Linked DNA regions of Homo sapiens: region 1 is linked to region 2. Evidence: read pairs that join two places in POLR2A ChIA-PET (ENCODE). Cell type or tissue: endothelial cell of umbilical vein. All regions are shown on one strand. Links, peaks and the distances in the headings refer to the core of each region. The heading gives the core; the rest is flanking DNA.

Evidence for each region. ChIA-PET counts read pairs that join two places held together with the same protein. Peaks named below come from ENCODE experiments on the same cell type or tissue, not always from the same donor. Only the 100,000 strongest peaks of a DNase experiment are listed, where the experiment ranks them.
Region 1: POLR2A ChIA-PET joins it to region 2 with 10 read pairs; 1 of 35 experiments calls an interaction of 5 or more read pairs at or near these places.

The regions. Positions count from the first base shown.
Region 1 is chr10:34,692,958-34,703,266 of GRCh38, reverse strand. PARD3 (par-3 family cell polarity regulator) reads left to right here. Exons shown (of 25, transcript NM_001184785.2): 2 at 6,848-6,949. Among named protein-coding and RNA genes, the nearest start is that of PARD3, 120 kb to the left of the region's middle. In endothelial cell of umbilical vein, for the core only: no CTCF peak of the experiment used is centred there; a DNase peak (open chromatin) is centred at 4,086; H3K27ac peaks cover 468 bases.
Region 2 is chr10:34,141,543-34,151,851 of GRCh38, reverse strand. The region is part of intron 22 of PARD3 (par-3 family cell polarity regulator); the gene reads left to right. Among named protein-coding and RNA genes, the nearest start is that of LINC02629, 240 kb to the right of the region's middle. In endothelial cell of umbilical vein, for the core only: no CTCF peak of the experiment used is centred there; a DNase peak (open chromatin) is centred at 5,981; H3K27ac peaks cover 505 bases.

The DNA of each region.
Region 1 (10,309 bases), core at 2,792-5,291, 550 kb before region 2:
TGGGTGCATGCCACCACACCTGACTTATTTTTATGGTTTTTTTTTTTGTACAGATGGGATCTTGCTGTGTTGCCCAGGCTGGCCTTAAACTCCTGGCCTCAAGCAGTTCACCTGCCTTGGCCTCCAAAGTGCTGGGATTACAGGAATGAACCACTGTGCCTGGCCTGTTTTTCATATTTTAATTCCAAAATACTTTTTTTAAAAAAATTCTCTCTCACCACGTTTCTTTCTTTCTTGCTTTCCTCCCTTCTCATATTCCTCTGCAACCTGAATGTACCACCATCTGACCTCTCTCAGGATACCAGTGATGGATTTTTAGTAGCATCTTTTTATACAGTCTCTGGTTCTTTCAAGTTGTGTTTACTATTTGTTTTGTTCTCTCTTCCATCCTTGGGGTGTTCTTAAAAGTCTGTCTCTCCATGGTTGGCTCTGACCTAAGGCACTAATGGTAACTTGAGAGCACTGAGTTCAGGCACGGGCGTACACTGTGAGCTTCACTGGGTGGTCCCTGGACTGGGCCAGATTCCCCCCTGCCTTTTCTCTTTAGATGGATAGAGGCCCAGGGAAAGATCTTCCCACCTCTAGCCTTGGGGGGATAAGCCCTGGCTGGCATTCTGAGAGCAAGTGGAAGCAGAGGGCTGGATTTTTCTGTAATCAGTACGTAAATATTCACTTGGCTCCTCTCATTTTCAACAAGGCACCTCTACAATTGTTCCTCCTCTAGTTTCTCAGTCCAGACCTGCTGTCTGAGCCTGCAGTGAGCCGCCAGGGGCTGGGAGGGGCAGTCACTGTGCTCTCTGGAAGCATTGGGAAGCTGGGGCTTTAATTACTACAGACTTTCAGACAGTATTGTTATTTTTCCTCCCATCTTTTACATTTATTATTATTTTAATTTTATTATTATTATTTTTTCTGAGACACGGTCTTACTGTGCCCAGGCTGGAATGCAGTGACGCAGTCATGGCTCACTGCAGCCTGAAATTCCCCAGGGTCAGGTGATCCTCCCACCTCAGCCTCCTAGGTGGCTGGGACTACAGGTATGCACTATCATGCCTGGCTTTTTTTTTTTTAATATTAAAATTGTTTTATTATCATTATTATTTTGAGACGGAGTGTTGCTGTTGCCCAGGCTGGAGTGCAGTGGCGCAATCTCAGCTCACTGCAACCTCTGCCTCCCGGGTTCAAGCGATTCTCCTGCCTCAGCCTCCTGAGTAGGTGGGATTACAGGTGCCCGCCACTATGCCCGGCTAATTGTTTTGTATTTTTAGTAGAGACTTGCTTTCACCATGTTGGCCAGGCTGGTTTCAAACTCTTGACCTCAAGTGATCCACCCACCTTGGCCTCCCAAAGTGCTAGGATTACAGGCGTAAGCCACCACACCCAGCCAAAATTGTTTTATTATTATATTTTAGAGACAAGCTCACTGTAGCCTCGAACCCCTGGGCTCAAGAGATCCTCCACCTTAGCCTCCCAAGTAGCTGGACTATGGGCACAGGTGCACACCACCACACGTTGGTGATTTTTCCAGTTTTTTTGTAGAGATGGGGCCTCACTACGTTCCCCAGACTAGTCTGGAGCTCCTGGGCTTGAGTGATCCTCCTGTCCCTGCCTCCCAAAGCACTGGGAGTATAGGCATAAACTACCGTGCCTGGCCCCTTCCCATCCTTGTTCCGGTGTTCTGACATTCTTGGTTCTCCCCATTCCAGAGCCTCTTACCGGCTCTGTTGGGGAAGTCTTGCTGCTTCTTGGCTTTCCCCACAGTTACCTTGGGGTTCCCTTTCTTGGTTCTGCAAAATGTGTCGCCTCTGGGCCATCTGCTTCTCAGCTTCCAAAAACTGTGTTTCCCTCATTTCCCTCTGTTCTCTTTGTCTTTGTGCGATTATGCTTGGAAACAACAACAACAACAACAACAACAACAACAACAACAACAACATCCCCGCGTGTATTGTGGTTTCAGTGGGCTTTCAGTAGGAAATAAAAATAAGTGTGTCTTTTTGATATGATGTTTTTACCCTTTCATTTTTATCTTTGTGTTCACAGCGTTCTGAATCACCTCTGCCATTCTTCCCTGCTGCTCACACCCTTCCCCCTGCTCAGGGTCCTCCTCTTGTGCCCTGTCCCTCTGGTCTGCTCATTCTGCTAAAACCTCCCCATGAAGACCTTTCCAAGTGAGAGTGATCTTTCCTTCCTGAATTCACAAAACATTTTTTTTTTGGTGTAGTTTTCTTTGAACACGTGGTCTACCTCTTTTTTATGACTTATATTTTGTCAGATAAATTTTATTTTATTTTTGAGATGGAGTCTCACTCTGTTGCTCAGGCTGGAGTGCAGTGGTGTGATCTCAGCTCACTGCAACCTCCGCCTCCCAGGTTCAAGTGATTCTCCTGGGACTACAGGAGAAAGAGGAGCTGGGACTACAGGCGCACGCCACCATGCCTGGCTAATTTTTATGCTTTTTGTAGAGACAGGGTTTCATCATGTCGGCCAGGCTGGTCTCTAACTCCTGACCTCAGGTGACCCACCTGCCTCAGCCTCCCAAAGTACTGGGATTATAGGTGTGAGCCACTGCGCCTGGCCTGTCAGATAAATTTTAATTTCTGATGTTGGGTGATGATTGTTTCTTTGCCTTCATGCAATGCTTTGCATGTAGTAAATACTCAAATTTTTTTTTTATCAACATAGATTTTTTTCAGTGATCTTTTTCTGGTCTTAAGTTAGACAGGATATTGACCATTGCTGTATGCCATGGTTAATGAAAAAGTAGGGTGCTATTTCTAGTTGCAGATACTTTTCTTGAAATTTGCACATGTGGGTAATATGCGGAGCCTATGCATTATACATGTCATAACTCACAAAAGCTCGCCTTAGGACTTTGCACTGTTTTCTCTTACCACATCCTGGAGTAGAGTGGGCCTCAGCATTCCTTGCAACTTGCATCTTGTAGAGTTACCTCTGCTTCCATTCTTAGTCTTAGGAAATGTTTTGTCTAGCACTAGGCAAGGTGAAGTTGATGTTCTTTATCTGAATAAGAGCAGTGATTCTTCATGTGGTTTTGTCTCCAGGTTTCTTCGGTGGGTTTGGACCTATCCTTGGGAGCCTTGCCCCATGAGGACATTCACTGCTTGATCATCTATTTGATGGATGAACTCTGCCCCTCGTTTATTGCTGTGTGTGATGGACTTTTGGTTGTCATAATACACAATTATTGTTAGTGTTTAACTCTTTTGTTATTTTAAATGGACATATCCTGAATGAGAAACATTCTTCTTCTTTTTTAGTTGAATGTTCTGTCATGTTTGTTTATTCACCCAATGACTGATACAATTATTGTAGAATTAGAATTTATTGGTAGTATAAAAAGTGGCTTATCATAACTTTTATCTTCCCCCTAAGAGACGGGGCCTCACTCTGTTGCCCAGGCTGGAGTGCAGTGATACAATCACAGCTCACTGCAGCCTTGAATTTTTGTGCTCAAGGGATCCCCCTGCCTTAGTCTCCCAATTAGCTGGGACTGCAGGTGTGGGTCACTATGCCTTGGCCTTCTAAAGTTCTGGGATTACAGGGATGAGCCATCATGCCGGACCTTATCACAATTTTTTGCTCAGCTACATTTCTGAGTGTCTATGGACTGGACAGTAGAGATTCCTACTGTTATTATTTTAAACTTTTTAATGCAAACTACTACAAAGTGGAATCAATAAGTATGCGCTAACTTTTTCTCACTGGATACTGGACTCTTCCCTTGAAAATAAAGCAAGTCCTCTGTTCATTGAAAGAGAATTATGGTATGAAAGCTGCCAGTTAAAATTTCCCAAGAGACCACTGTTCTACGGAGTTGTATTTTTCAGTGGCAAAAATATCCTTCCTGGTTTTTAAACTCTTGTGGGAGGAGGTCATTTTTATATGTTTATTTTTTATGTTTTATTTATTATTTTTTTATTTTTAATGCAGCATGCTCTGTTGGGGTTACTGTTGATCTCCTGCTCAGTTCTTTTCAAAACGTCATATCCATTCAGCACATTTTTGTGGAGTGGCATTTAATAAGTGGCAGCCTGATATTTGCCTTGGCATGATGTTATCATGATTGCTTGGCATAGCTGACTGTTGAGTCAGGACCCCTCCGGAGGCAGGAGTCAACCATTGACTCTCAAAATTAGAAAAGCCTTGATCAGTTAGTTGGAGGATTACAAGCCAAGTTTATAGAGTATTTCAAAGAGAGGGTAACATATTCTGCTGATAGACCAAATAAGATGAGGACAGACAACAGACTTTTGTGTTAAGCATCGTGGAGGCTGCTGTGGATATGATGGAAGAGGAAGCCTGATTGGAATGGGGTTATGGGAGGAAGACACACTTGAAGCAAGTATAGACAATTTTTAAAAAAAATTTGCTGTGAAGATCATCAAAGAATTGGTATAATAACCGGAAGGTAAAGTAGTGTCAACAAAAGGTTTTGTGCTGCATATGTAAAAATAATTCACAGCCTTTAAAGGCTCACGCTTGACACCTGACTCTATCTTCCATACGATTGTGGTTTTTAGGAACATTAACAGTGGGACAGGCTGGGCTCAGTGGCTCATGCCTATCATCCCAGCACTTTGGGAGGCTGAGGTGGGAGGATTGCTTGAGCCCAGGAGTTGGAGGCTGCATTGAGCTATGATTGCACCATTGTACTTCAGCTTGGATGACAGAGCGAGACTGTCTCTAAACAAAAGAAAACAGTGGGCTGGAGTTAGACTGCTGATCTGCTTTGGGGGTGTGATGGTCAGGAAAAGCTCTTGGAGAAGAGGATGCCTGAGAAGTCTTGATGGACAGACAGGGCTGGCCTGGAGGGTAAGGTGTGGTCCAGGCATTGGAGGCCTTGGGCACAGAGTGGGGGGAAAATGGTGCAGGGCCTAACAGGCTGTGAAAGGGAAAGTGCTGGGGAAAAGGTGGAAATGTAGCAAGTTCTGAAGGATGAAGTTATGAGGTTGAGAAAGTCCATAGGTGCGGATTTATTTCCAAGGGGTGGCTACAAATATTATATAAAGGCTGCAGATAATGATCTCATCTGGAGGGAGTGAACAGGATTAGGAGGCTTAAAGAATGGTTTCATAAGCCACATTTTGGAGGTTGGTGTGCTTGTGTGTGTGGAAGTATTTTAGAAACGAAAGTTGATATTTAAGTTGATTGGGTCACCCTTGAGCTTGCTTGGTGGGAAGAGGTGGGCAGGATGTGGCTATTCTAAGTGGCCAGGGGACACCTCTTTCTTATTCACCCCCAGGACATTATTTCCAATTTTCCTTGAAGAGGAAATACCATTTACCATCAGTAAATGGTTTTGGGACTTCATTCTTTGGGGACTCAACACATCTGGAGATGCCAAATTCTGGAGCTGTCTCAGTGGCAGGTGTCCCAGGGACTCCTGGATGATGTTGTAATTGGGATTCATGTGCAGTCAGAATAGGCCCCACAAATGAAGAGGATGCCAACGTGTGTGTGTGTGTGTGTGTGTGAGTGTTTGTTTTACAAACTTACTCTCTGTGTTCTAGATAAATGATTCCTTTCATAGAGGTCCAGATAGATGAGGGTGCAGAGGAACTCTGTTACTTGCAAAATGGTTTTAACGGTAATGTTTAATAACTTTGAGGATTAAGGTCTGAGTTACTTGCTGTGCTGGTTAAAAAGTGACAAGGATTGGTCATTCTGCATTTTTAAAATAAGTGTTCCGTTTCAGTGATACTTAGGCATGCTTTGTTAGAGATGGACTTGGAGAGCTTCTTAATAATATGGATTCTCCCCGCACCCCTGCTCCAGGGTCTTAGTCAGTAGATCTGGAACAGGGTCCAGGAATCTGTATTTTAACTCTTCATTAATCATTAGCCTCCTTCTTCCAATCTTTGCTTCAGGAAAGAACTGTATCAAACATCATCTTTAGGTATGAAGAATGGAGGATTGAACTTCTGGATAGCAATTGTGTTGCAGAATGAAAGCAGTAGGGAATGGTGAAACATGCAATTTAGTATATTTTCATCTGAATATGTACGTAAGAGTGATGTAGAAGTTCAGAAACACACAACTATGTTTCTTCTTCAGATCATTTGAAAGCAGAGTTTTAAGGATTTTAAAATATACGTACACCATATAGAAGTGTATAAAATTTAAAATGATGTCCTTTTTTTTCCTTCTCCTCAATCCCACTGCAGGATAACCACTGCAAATTTTGAGGGGGGTGTGTGTGTGTGTGTGTGTTTACGCATTTTAATATGTGTGTGTGTGTGTGTGTGTGTGTCATTTTGTCTCTGTAAAAAGAGGCTCAAGCCACACAGGATGTGCTTTGTTCACTACGGTCTTGTCAGCATCCTTCTGTGTCCCTATCTTTAGACCTATTTGTAAGAAACACTTGGAGCCACCAGGGTGTGCAAACTACTTTTTGCAGATAAGCAAAAATACAAATTCTTCAGACACATAATATATGCTGTTTGCTTATTAGAATATTTCTGTAGATTGCATTGGGGGTTAATAAGTATAATAAGTATTTCATATATTGGGCAATAGGAAATCTAGTATGCTTTAGAGAAATCAGTATTACTTATGCAGTACATATTGCAGGTTTGTGCAGTTCCTATCATAATAGAGTATCAGCATCAGAGCCAAAGGGAAGAGTGTGTATGAGTCACTCCATCATAAAAGGAGCAGTGACTCAATACCAAACTTAGGGTGCTGTCTGAATTTTTAATCAGTTGCAGTATTGTTGATATGAGGTTGATTCCTTTTTATGGGCAGGAAGTTATCACGGTTTAAAATGTCTAATTCCCTTTTGGTGATGCTAACTTGCTATATTCAGTGTTTCTGTTCTTTCGTATAGGATCCAAACTACTGGATACAGGTGCATCGCTTGGAACATGGAGATGGAGGAATACTAGACCTTGATGACATTCTTTGTGATGTAGCAGACGATAAAGACAGAGTGAGTTCAGGTCCTGGGGAACCTGTTCTGAATGCATTTTTTTTTTTTGAGGACTAGGGAGCGGGTGCGATTCTTTTCCTTTCTGTTTTAGACACATACTTTAAATTATGTGTGGGCCACCCACTCTAGTATATTTTCTTTTATAATAAGTATCATGAATCTTCACTGTCCTGAATACCAAGGTATAATGATTTTCTTGATACCTGGGACTTAACACTAGGTTTTGGGGTTTTAAAACTACACTTTTACAATGGAAATATCACAAAAAGATTTCTATGCCATATTCTGCCTTAATTTAACCAAACATAACATCTTTCTTCACAACTCGGGCCTGTCCTTATCATCTCCGTGTATACAACATGCAGCCATTCTGCATTCTGGTCCCAGCGTTGGCCCTGAGAAGATCCATCCCAACCGTGGCCTTGGCGGTGCACCGTGCTCCTGTGCAGTGGGCGAGTGTGTCCCAGGCAGCCTACCCTGTGCAGGGCCTGGCCCTCAGGAAGCTCAGCCTTGCTGTGCGATGGGCCATTTGTGTCCCGGGCAGCCTCTCCTGTGCAGGGCCTGGATCTCAGGAAGCTCGGCCTTTTCTCCATCAGTGCTCTGATGCTCTGTGTGTGCTTCCCCAGTCTTTACTGTGGTCTGTGAGTTTGGCTCCTGGACCTATCCACCTACTGCTCTTCAGTGTTCCCTCCCACTACCCCACTTTTTTTCTGTACTCTTGAGAGGAATGAGGAAGAGGAAGAGGAGGGGGAGGAGGAACGTTCAGCGTTTTGAGAATGCGTGACAGGATGTTCGGCTCTGGATGTAGAAGTCAGCAAATTCTTTTTTTTTTTTTTTTTTGAGATGGAGTCTTGCTCTGTTGCCCAGACTGGAATGCAGTGGCGTGATCTCGGCTGCTCACTGCAACCTCTGCCTCCTGGGTTCAAGCGATTCTCCTGCCTCAGCCTTTTGACTAGCTGGGATTATAGGCGTGCACCACCACGCCTGGCTAATTTTTGTATTTTTAGTAGAGACATGGTTTCACCATGTTGGTCAGGCTGGTCTTGAACTCCTGACCTCATGATCCGCCTGCTTTGGCCTCTCAAAGTGTTGGCATTACAGATGTGAGCCACCACACCCGGCCCTGGCCACTCCTTTTGTATTTGGCTTATAAGGAATTGCAGAAGGGCTCATAGCCACATACATAGTTACATCAGCATGGTAGTATGGAGGCAGCGGCCTGGTCGACTGTCTCCTAAAACCTCCCTGCACAGGGTATTTAACCAGCTAGGTTACATCGTGAGGTCAGAAGATGGTAAGATCACCCAGATATTCACTCTGCTTCCTACTGGGGCTCCTTCTCATTCCTGGCCCTCTCCCCACCGGCCTGCTCTTCTTTCCCTCAGCTGTGAGCTGGGTGCACACAGCTGTTGTGTCTTGTTCACACCTATATTCCTGACAGTTAGCATCATGCCTGGCTGAGAGTTGGTGCATATCTTAAATGTTTTCTTGAAATTTCAAGTAAGACAAAAAATATCAAATACCAAATAGTGTATAAATTTGGAAGATTAGATTCACTGTTGCACCTGTCATGGTGGAATTTGTCCCATGTGGCTCCTGTGGGTCAGGAATACATTGTATCAAAAAATGCAGATCCTGGCTAACAAGGTGAAACCCCGTCTCTATTAAAAATACAAAAAATTAGCCGGCTGTGGTGGCGGGTGCCTGTAGTCCCAGATACTCAGGAGGCTGAGGCAGGAGAATGGCGTGAACCTGGGAGGTGGAGCTTGCAGTGAGCTGAGATCACACCACTGCACTCCAACCTGGGCAACAGAGCTAGTCTTAAAAAAAAAAAAAAAAAAAAAAAAGCAGAAGTTTTCTGCCGACTTATGTTCTGATGCTATTTTTCTTGGTGCCGTTTCTCCTTCTTGGGCTTTTGAGTGAGCCAGGCTTAGGGTAACTCTGAAATCCTTTTCTGCAGTCCACATGAAGAGTACCATCTTTCATTTATTGTGTGGCTCAATTCCAACACTCAAGGCAACTACAGAGATTTATGAAGAATTTAAACAGGTGCTCTTTTTCCACCAGAGTATTAGAAAGCGATGAATTAACGTATCAATCTTTCAATGTCTTCCTCTTCTCCCTTCTTCTTCGTCCTTCTTTTTTTTGTTTCTTTTTTTTTTTCTTCTCCCTCTCTTTCTCAGTCTCTCTCTCTTGCTGTTACTTCCTATGTAAAAATAGCACAACTCCTTGTGAGGAAAAATTGGAAAATGCAGAAACATACAAAGGAATTAATCACCTGACATCCTGCTATTGCTGAGAGCTTATCACTGTTGTTTGAGATTTTCATCCTGACTCTTCCCTTTCTTCAGATAGATAGAAACACAGTCTTTTTCTTTTAAATAAAGAGACTTGAATAGTAGTTTTTTGTTTTGAGGTTAGCATATATATATTTCTGTGTCCATGAACCATAGCTATGCCAACATGGCTGTGTAGTCTTTTGTTTTAATTTAATTTATTTATTTAGAGACCCAGGCTGGAGTGCAGTGGTGTAATTATAGCTCACTGCAGCCTCAACCTCCCAGGTTCAAGTGATCCTCCTGCCTCAGCCTCTTATTTTTAAAAAAGTTTTATTCTAGATTCAGGGGTACATGTGCAGGTTTGTTATATAGGTAAATTGAGTGTCATAGGGGTTTGGCATACAGATTAGTCACCCCAGGTGATAAACATAGTACCCAATAGGCTAATTTTTTGATCCTCTCCCTCTTCAAGTAGGCCCTGCTGTCTGTTGTTTTCCTCTTTATGTCCACGTGAGATCATGCATTATTTGGTTTTCTCTTCCCATGTTAGTTCACTTAGCAATAATAGCCTCTAGCTCCATTCATGTTGTTGCAAAAAACATGACCTTGTTATTTTTTATGGCTGCCTAGTGTTCCATGGTATGTTTGTACCACATTTTCTTTATCCACTCTACCACTGAAAGATATTTAGGTTGATTCCATGTCTTTGCTATTGTGAATAGTGTTGTGATGAACATATGTGTGCATGTGTCTTTATGGCAGAACAGTTTATATTTCTTTGGATATATACACAGTAATGGGATTGCTGGGTTGAATGATAACCCTGTTTTAAATTCATTGGGAAATTGCCACACTGCTTTCCACAATGGCCAAACTAATTTACATTCCCACCAGCAGCGTATAAACATTCCCTTTTCTCCACACCCTTGCCAGCATCTGTTATTTTTTGACTTTTAATTTTTTTCTTCGAATTTCTCACGCGACACGGATGTATTGTTTTATTTAATAATTGCCACTCTGACTGGTGTGAGGTGGTGTCTCATTGTGGTTTTGATTTGCATTTCTCTAATGATAGTAATGT
Region 2 (10,309 bases), core at 4,506-7,005:
CTATAAAGATTTAGAGATATTATATCTTTGCCTGTGTGATCCATTGTTGCCATATCATGGAGCCAACTCCTTGGTCAGAAACATAACCTCCAATTATAACATTGCTCCTATGGGAAAATCTGATCCACTTTATGGTGTGGTTTCTAAGAACACATTGTGGTGAAAAGGAGAGGATGCCTGTATTTTTTTAAATTGAAGCTTTTCAACCCTTTATAACATCAGTTATGACTTGGCGAGATGTGAACAATGTGTCGTTTATGGATTGAATTTGAGTGTGGTCTCACGACCTTTTCCCTAATGCATACAAAATGGATAAAAAATGTATACCTCAAACTGAAGCTTTAATTGGAAAATTTGGAGCTGTACATATATACACTCATGTTTTTAGAATAAGGATTTTATTACAACTGTTGTAAAATAAAATTTAAAAAAAAACCTCTCTTCTCTGCAGTGCCAAACATCTTGATTTTCCAAACATCGACTAAAGCCACAGTTATTGATAACAAATCCTGACTTTTCTCTCAAAAATTCAAAAAGTTTACTGTCCTTTGGCTCCTTACTGTCATTAATCAGACTACGTTTCTTGGTGAAATCTTTAATTACATCTTTAACTTGATAATTACTTCTAAATCCTGCACAGAATCATAGTCCTAAATTATAAGGGCAAAAAAAAAAAAAATGAAGCTTACAAAGTTTTTGTTTGTTCGTTTGGAAAGTATTGGTGTATATTGAAGATGTCCAATCAGCTTTCTTTGAAAAATCTCTTTCACAATACTATTCACTGGGCCTTAGAAACTGCATTAACTAAATAGTTCATCTGCAAAGAAATCCTGAGGATATGGTGAACTTGGTCAAGAGAAGGATACAATTTCTTTCCCTCTTTTCATGAGAAATCTAGCCAGACTATAGAAGGGACAAAACATGTATGTGACAGCAGGTATTCATCTCACATTGAGGAAGTAGGAAGGTTAGTCTTAGAGATGGACTTGGAGAGGATAATTATGATAATACTTTAGAGCTGTCATATTTTATGAATTTAAACAAATTTTTAATTTACTTTAGAGTTTTTTGTAACTAGTGAAACCTTAGCACTCATAGAAGTAATTGGATTGGCAGCCCCTGAGAAGACTGTTCACCAGCAAAGCAGATTCACCTGCCATAGCCCAGGTATTCCCCAAGCCTGAGGCCCAGCTGGAGGGAGCAGCGAGATTCAGGTCTCCCACCTGCTCCCAGCAATGAATCTTTTGCGGCAGAGTCCGGCACGTCACCTCACATACTGCTCTCAAACCCAGCACATTGTAACATCCCACGAGATCCCGACTTCATGAGCAAGCCAGGCTTCTTTTTTGCTTCTCTCTTGCTGTGACTCAACTACAATGAAAAGTAAAAATCGTTATTTTCTAAGAATGTTGTTGGTTGGGTTTATCATATATCTCCAGCCCTCTTCTCCATATTCTATCACTGTGATTTCATCCACTTCCATGACTTACATTACACTTGTGTATATGTCGATGACTGCCAAAGCTATATCTTCAGTTTCACTTCTCTCCTGAGCTGCAGGCATGGGTTTCTAATGACCCACTCTATGTCTCTCCCTAGATGTCCTTATTCTTCATCGTATTGAGTGTTTATGAAGTGCCTCTTCTGTGGTCAGCACTGGATTAGATGTTTACTTGTATCTCATCTCATATTATTCACATATACTTGAAGCCAATATGATGATTTCTATAAGGGGTATCAGAAGAAATTATTCAAAATATGACAAGAAACTCTGTGCTTTATATTTCATACTTAACAAATTGGTCATTGTGACCCTCTATGAGTTAAGACCACCTTATTTCCAAAAAATTATTTGAAGCAGCTTCTTAAAATAGCTGTTCAAATGAAGTTTACAAGGACACAAAAATGATAGAAAGAACATTACAAAATTGATATGACTACCTAATTGGAATGACAGAGTAATTATAGTTGTACATCAGTTTAATCTCAGAGTTTCCTGGCAGCCAAGGCAAAAAGAACAACATCAAATCCTTAATCTACGATCAGAGGAAATATGTTAGTTCATGTGGAGAATACTTTCACTAGTGCTGAATTCTAGGAGTATTTTTAATATACATACTTGTAATAGATAAATTGTGAAACAGAATAAGCATTTTCAAACAAAGACTTGTTTGAGATTCATGAATTTTCTTATGCTCAATTCTTTGATAAACGTGAGATCATCTGTAGCAACACCTTCTCTGGCATTAAATTGTGCTGTATAATTTCACTGTGAAGTCTATATACATTATAGAAGAAAAATTATATAACAAATCAAATAACATTTTTTAATATAGCTTGCAAAGACACAGAAATATTCCCATTATGACCATTTGTCATATTGGCTTTTGGTCAAATCTGAAGATATATCATTACATTGTAAAGATATTTTCCTGGGATTTAAGTTAATAGAATTTAGAAGTATGCAGCTTTAGAGGTCAATATTCTTGGTCTTATTACAAATAGTAACATGTTCATAGAGAATTTTGTGAATACAAGAAGAAAGAGGAGACTACCAGGAAAGGGGGAAGTCTGTTTCAAACCTCTCTCAGGATAATCACTAGATGATTTCTACCTAAAACTGCAAAATCAGTTTAAGATTCATGTTTTTATCCTATTATTTATTTAAAAATACTCAAATGGTCATCAATTATTTTTATTGCTGTTTCTGGTAGTGCTAATTTTAATACATACCATCACCATTTTTAATCAATTATAAGATTCAGCTTTTCAGAATTTAAAATCCCTGATATCAAGATACTTATTATACAATGGCATTTTAATTGACAGCATTTTCTGTCTTCTTAGACATTTATAAAATGTGTCATGATCAACGGTTTCTTAAATTCAACAATTAAAAGGGTTATAGTTGTTTACTTCGTAAATACTTCCTACAGTTCTGCAACACAAAATTCAGACCATATTCATTAAAAACAAACAAAAAAAAACTTGATTCTGGCAATAGAGGGATAGAGGATTAATTCTTTGAAGTTTTTGACATATAAAAGGGATTGTGGGGTCTCCTTTTATTGGAAAGACAGAGAATTAACACCTTAACTGAATCCATATTGTAATAAACCCTAGGACTTGGAAACAATGTTGCAAATATTAAGTATCGTATAAATTTATCTCTATGGAAAACATCTTCAACTTCATTAAATGTTCTGTATGATGCCACTTATCTATTTCATGCACCCCCATACCTTCTCCAAAAGTTCTCTAGACAATGTTGCACTGAGACCACAGAGATGGCATTTTTAATGTCAAAACAAAATAACGTAGCAGAAACCTATAGAAACAATGTTGTGGTGACAAAATGAAATGTCAGTGGAGGTCTGTTGTAACATAATGTCAAAACAAAATGTCAGCCAAAATCCATGGAGACACTATTATGATATCAAAATGAAACAATGTCAGCGCCAGTCTGTAGAGACATTACAATATGAGAAAAGACAAAACAAAACGGTATCTGTGGAGGCCTGTGACTTCTGAGGCTTAATGTAGCTTCATGTCAGGTGGTTGGCTTGTGCAAACGTGGCTAATATTTCAGTATGTATTTTCTAAGGCTTTTCTTTTCCAGCTCAAGAAAAGGAATCCCAAAGCGGTTCTTTAGTATAAGTGGCTGGGTTAGGCAATTGCTGATATTTATATCTAAATCTATGCCTGTGTCCGTATGTATGTCAGTGTGTTTGTCAGTATCTCTCTCTATTCATTCTGGGCTTCTGATGCTTCCAAACACATCATTAGTCCCATTTGGTCTTGGCTTAGTTTCCCTACACACCAGTACTTGGACATCGGTTGGAAGTATAAAATACAGGCAAGGCAGTGTTCCAATCTGCTTGGGAAGGGTCATGCTGAGTTTTAGCAGATGTTTTGCTCCATTCTTTTCTCCTCTGTCCTCAGGTAGAAGCTGGCACTGCCCCCTTCCTTACTGAGCCTTGAGGCACCAGGTGGTTTTGAAATGTGCCCCTGAATTCCTGTGACCTTTGGCCCTAGAGCTCATGATCTGGCAGCACCTTGGCTGGGTAATACTAGTACTCTGTTTTCCCAGCCCTTTCATAGGAGCTGAAAGATTTTTTTAAAAAATTATATATATAAAGAGAAAAACAAATATTTTAAAAATCTATAATCATATTAAGTTGGGATTTTTTTCCAAAACAAAGTTAGTAAAGTATCAAATTAAAGTAGATATCATTGTGAGACAAATTTTATTATGTAGAGGCAAATTTAGACATTGTAAAGGGAAAATTTTACTATATATATAAACTTATAAAGATCAAAAGGTTTTTATCCACATATTAAGCAATTTGAGTCTGGAATTAAATATTGATTTGTTTTTGTTTTAGAAATTTGAAAATCCCTGAAATTGAGAGAAAAAAAGTCAAACTAGAGAAAAAAAGAAAAAACTCTGCCACAATAGTAAAGATATATTTTTCTCATTTTAATCAGCTGCAGTATAATTTTAAAATCATGTATTAAGCAACAATACAATAAAGTCTCAATTAGCTAGAAACCAAGCAAACCCACAGTTAGCCAATATGTTTCCAAATTACACTTTTAGAAACAAGAGGTAGATACCTATAAAAGTGCTGTTATCGGGGTGAGGTGGGGGGTCTGTCAGAAAAATAGTGAGAAACCAAAAGAACTCAATTTCGTCCTTTTTTTCTACAAAGTACTCAACAGTGAGTCATGAAAATCTCAAAAGTTTTTTTTTTTTAAGTTAAATATCCATTATTCCTTCTTTTCAAGATGGATGAGACCTTTATTACTTTCTAGAAGGATTTTCAAACACAAGGATTGAAACAAAAAAGGCTTTCAGTAAACCTTTGGCTAATCAGCTTACCACTCGGTTCTTCTAAGACTGTGATTTTCAGAAACTTTAATCAGGTTCAGTTTACTTGTATCGATTTGCACGCCTTAGCCACAAAACTACAATATCTACTGGTGGGGATGTGCTGGAGCCTGAAATTGTATTCTTGAGGCATGCGCTTCCATAGTGGTGATAGGAGCATGCAGTGGGAAAAGTGGGAAACGTTCTTTGTCACCAGCATCAGTGGGATACTCCTGAGAGATCAGAATAGGAGCTGGTCACTCTTTAGCAGGAGAACGAAGAGTGAAGACCAGCAAAGATTGAAACAGAGGATTAAAAATTGTATGTCACAGTCACCATATTGACCAGCAGAAGTAAATGTGGGCAAAAACTAAAGCCAAACTGTGATTTTCATCACATGTCAAAGAAAGGAAAACTAGTTTGAGTATAGCACCAGGTCATGTGCTTGGGAGAAAAAGTGTGGAGGACTCGGTTAAATCTTTAAAACAGTATTTGTATTTGGAGCTTTGTAGATTACAAACTCAATGTTTTAAAAATGTACTCCCTAAATTAACCATAAATATTGTAAAAAAGTAATACAGAAATTATTCCTAAAGTGTGTTAGGAAGTGGTGGACATAATTCTGTAATTATAACCAATAGCTGTTACCATTTTGGAACATTTACATCCATGTCTTTCGTCTACTTAAAAAAATATATAAGCATCCATATACCAGTTTTATTCTTGAAAAGACATTTAAGCTATTTGAAAATAATTGAGAATTAAGAATAACAGAAATTAGAAAGTCTAACATTAGAGAGTAAAGCTATTTCTTCCTCTTTTCCTTTTGGAAATCACTCCAAAACAAGAAACAGAATGAGATATAGAAATAGTAACTCTATTTTTGTGAAAATGGACATAGTTAATATAGAATGACAGAATCACACTGGAATGTCAAGAATCAAGCTTATGCACCCCGCACCAAAGATTGCTAGATTCTCTTCGGAAGACATGGAATTGCCCTGGAAAAGGAGTCCACATACACTGTCATGAGAATTCCCAACCAAAAAAGTGACACTCTGCCCAGCCTTCCTGTCCACCATTTCATAAACCCCCCTGAAGCACACAGTGACTAATCTGCTTTTTAGTGCTTCACTCTTAAATATAAAAGGGCAGAAAAACATGTGAAACATTTCAGAAAAGCCATAATTGTGGAAGACAGAGTCCAAAACAAACAACGTTTGTTTGTTTTCTTTAAGAACTTGGAGGAAACATAAAATTAAGAGAAGAGAAAAATATTAAGGAATTATAAACAGTAATTCTGTGAAATAGAAATGATGTTAAAACCATCAAAGATGAACAGGAGGCTATTGAAAGGATTATTGAGTAAATGGGAAAGAACTCTTAGAAAATAATAAATACAATATCAGTATTAAGAAACACAATAGAAGGCTTGATAGATGAGGTTGAGAAGTTTCCCATAAAGGAAAACATGAGCTATAGGACAAAGAGCAGTATAGTGAGAAAGAAAGGAAGTGAAAAGTTCATTCTGGGAGGTCCAATATTTAAAGAAAACAATTTCTAGAAAGAGAGAACAGAGATAATAAAGGATAGATTATTAGAGAAATAACACAAGAATCTTTTCCAGAACTGGAGAACTTAAGATTCCAGATTAAAGAATCACCTAGTGCTGAGCAAAATCAATTTTTCAAAAAGGACAGCATTGTGAAGTTTTGGAATACCAGAAAGAGAAGATCCTGTAAAAAAAAAAAAAAAAAAAATATATATATATATATATATATATATATATATACACACACACACACAATGAAGAGTTGAGAATCAGAATATAATCAGATTTCTTCACATCAGTCTTGTAAGCTAGAAGATAATAGAGCAACACATTCAAATATTGAAGGGTAATGTTTTGTTACCTGAAATTCCATACCTAGCCAAACTGTCAGTGAGTGGTAATGATAGAATACATACATTTAAAGCATGCAAACGCAAAATATTTTAGTTCTAATACCCTTTTAGGCAGCCACCGAATGTGTGCTTTAACAAGTCCCAGGACTTCTGCTGTGCAGAAAACCAGGAAGCAGGCAGCCTAGATTGGCGTATGTGGTGGGAGCTTTTGAGGTTAGAGGGCTCCAGGAAAAAAATTGGGCTTAATAAGCCATGATAGACTTGTTCTCCTGGAAATCTGAAAAATCAGATTGTAAAATCATTTTCATATAAATTTTGCTATAATTATATTGGGAAGATGTGGAAGATGGGAATTTGGAGTCAGAATTTGGATTTGAGTGTAAGAGAGCTAATGCTTCATCTACCTTTGTAGGAAGTCAACAGGTGTGTTTAACAGTAATAAATCAGGAGATAGTGATATAAATATATTACCCAGAAATGTCTAAATACCAGAGGAATTTGGTTAGACATGGCTTATTATTAAATTCCTAGCTTTTGCTTTGTGTAATAGATTCATACTGGCAACTTACATTTAATAATATTGAGCATGGCACTTTCATCATAACTAAATGAAAGTAAGCAATGAAACCATCACTAGCAAGAGTGTATCACAAACCAGGAATTACAATGGATTCATTCTGAGTATCTCAGGTTGAGTTAAAAAGAAATGTCATAGAAAACGACTGAAAGCTTTAAAAGTCTTGGGGTTGGGTGGTCAGAGAGACAAGATGTGATGAAGCAGAAGTTTCATTTAAGAAGTTTCTTTTAATGATTCTTTTAAGGCTTTTAGCATTTTAAAATATAAACTATGCACATGTAGTATTACTTTGAAAAAAAAATGTAATTGACAAAAGAATGTTGCAAGCCCTTTCACAATCTATCAGTAACTCCAAAATCTGTCAATAACTCCAGTTTTCAAAATCTATCAATAACTCCAAACCAATATGGTCACACTGTTTTTGTTTTCCTAATATAATAATTTAACTAAATCTGAAATGAGAAGTTAAATTAATTAACATTTCTATGTCATTTATTCCCTCTCTCCAGATAAATAATGGCCAAGTTGTAAATAGAAAAAAAAGCTCAGAAAATTATTAATGAATAATTATGAAGTTCATCAAGAGCATAAATAGAAGTAAAAAAATCAATCAGGAAGAATATTTTAATGATCTTTAAAATGTTTTAAAAACAGTAATACAAACTCTTCATTAATGGTTTCTTTTTAGAAAACTGGTTATTAGATGTATGTTTCACTACTTTTATTCTAATTCTCAAAGAAGTTTCAGAGTTAGCCTCTTATGAAACTTACAGGTGATATATCTCTTGTTACATTATTTAATATTCTGAGTCATTTCAAGAAAGTCTGTAGAATTTAGCCATGATTTAGAATTATGACATGATTTGGAATTAAGTACTGCATTGCACTGGAATTTTTTCTTTTAAAAAAACATAGCTTAGTTTCGTATAGTGTTTTGCAATTATGCTGTCATTAAAGACAGAAAGCAAAAACAAAGAAAATGTTCGCCTTGAATTCTTTGTAATCATTTCATGATTAAAGAATTAAAATAATGGTTCTATAATTAGTTTCTATGCCTGAATGATAAAACCTTTCTAATATGAAGAAGAACATGATAATCATTTTATTGTGTCATCAAAACCCATCAGGTTTTGTAATTTAATTTCCATTGCCTTTTTATTTCAGTTTTTTGTTGTTGTTGTTGTTGTTTTGAGACAGAGTCTTGCTCTGTTGCCAGGCTGGGGTGCGGTGGCACGATCTCAGGTCACTGCAACCTCCACCTCCTGGGTTCAAGCGATTCAGCTTCCCAAGTAGCTGGAACTACAGGCATGCACCACCACACCCAGCTAATTTGTATATTTTTAGTAGAGACAGGGTTTCACCATGTTGGCCAGGATGGTCTTGATCTCTTGACCTCGTGATCCACCTGCCTTGACCTCCCAAAGTGCTGGGATTACAGGCATAAGCCACCGCCCCCAGCCTTTATTTCAAATTTTTATAATGTATTCCTGTTTTTCACTCTTTTTAGTTTGTCAAGATTTTTCACCTGTAACATTGAATTTCATTTGCTCTTTAATCAGACACCTAAATGTATATTTTAGTTTGAGGCACAGACTTCAACTGTGGGTCACAACTGGCTGAACTTTGTATCCCCAGTGGTTTTATTGAATGAATAATATAATCCACAAACTTTCTTCAGTTCTCTAACCTATTAGAATCCCTTACACGTCCTTGCCATTTGTTAGAGAATTCAAGAAAATCACACTATGAAAAGTAAGTGCACTTTGGGCATTAACCATTATAACTGCTTTCTTGCATTGTGCCAAGAAAAATGATGCCTGCCTGCCTTCCTGCCTTCCTGCCTTCCTTCCTTCCTTCCTTCGTCCTTTCTTCCTTCCATCCGTCTTTCCTTCTTTCCTCCCTCCCTCCCTGCCCCCCGCTTCCTTTCCTTTCCCTTGTTTCTTTTCTTTGTTTCTTTCTTTTTCTTTGACAGAGTCTCGGTCTTTCACCCAGGCTAGAGTGCAGTGGTGCAATCATGGTTCACTGCAGCCTCAAACTCCTGGGCTCAAGCAATTCTCCTGCTTCAGCCTTCCAAGTAGCTGGGCCTACACGCACCACCACACCCAGCTAATTTTTTTTTTTTTAGAGATGGGGTCTTGCGATGTTGCCCAGGCTTGTCTCAAACTACTAGCTAAAGCGATGCTCCCATCTTGGCCACCCAAAGTGTTGGGATTACAGGGATAAGCCCCGGCACCCAGCCAACATTTTATTTTCTAAAGTGCATTTAAATTCATAGGTATACCCCGAAAACATTTTCTCTCATCTTTTACTTGCTTAAATCTATGTTAAGATTGCCTGCTAGGGAGTCAAGAGACTTGGGAGGCCCAGACCTCAGCCCCTGCCCTTTGTCCACGTACCTCACAGGGTCTTGAGGAAGTCCACCATCTTTGAGGTTTAAAGCTCTTAACACACATTCTCACAATAGTCACTCTTATTCGAATATGGTTTCTTAAACCAAAACCTTGATAATTAGTTTGACAATGATAATTTTTAAAAACTTGCTAAGCAGTGTTACTTTAGTGCTGAGTTTTCAGTAGATGCCCCATTGGAGGTATGGCTGTGATAGATTCAGCTGTCCTTTTGAGTAGAGACCAGCTTGGATCATTTTTGTGACACTAGGTAAGATCAGCTACCTAGGGCTTTCTTGTGTGTATTTATTGCTGGGTCCTGAAATTATGTATGTCTTTGCGCTTGCATGTTCTCTGTTGCTGGAGGACTTCCCCTCAAAAAGTAAAACTAAATTTTTCTTACTCCTGCCTGAGACCAATGACAAGCTAATAAGGAAGAGTGATGAAAGTAATAAAATAGGGCGAGGGGTACATTCCTGAGGTTTTGTTGCTTATAAAATGATAGTCCTGTTACCCAGAGACCACAGAGGGACTTGGAGTAAGATCTAGTCCTGAGGCTTTCCGATGGAG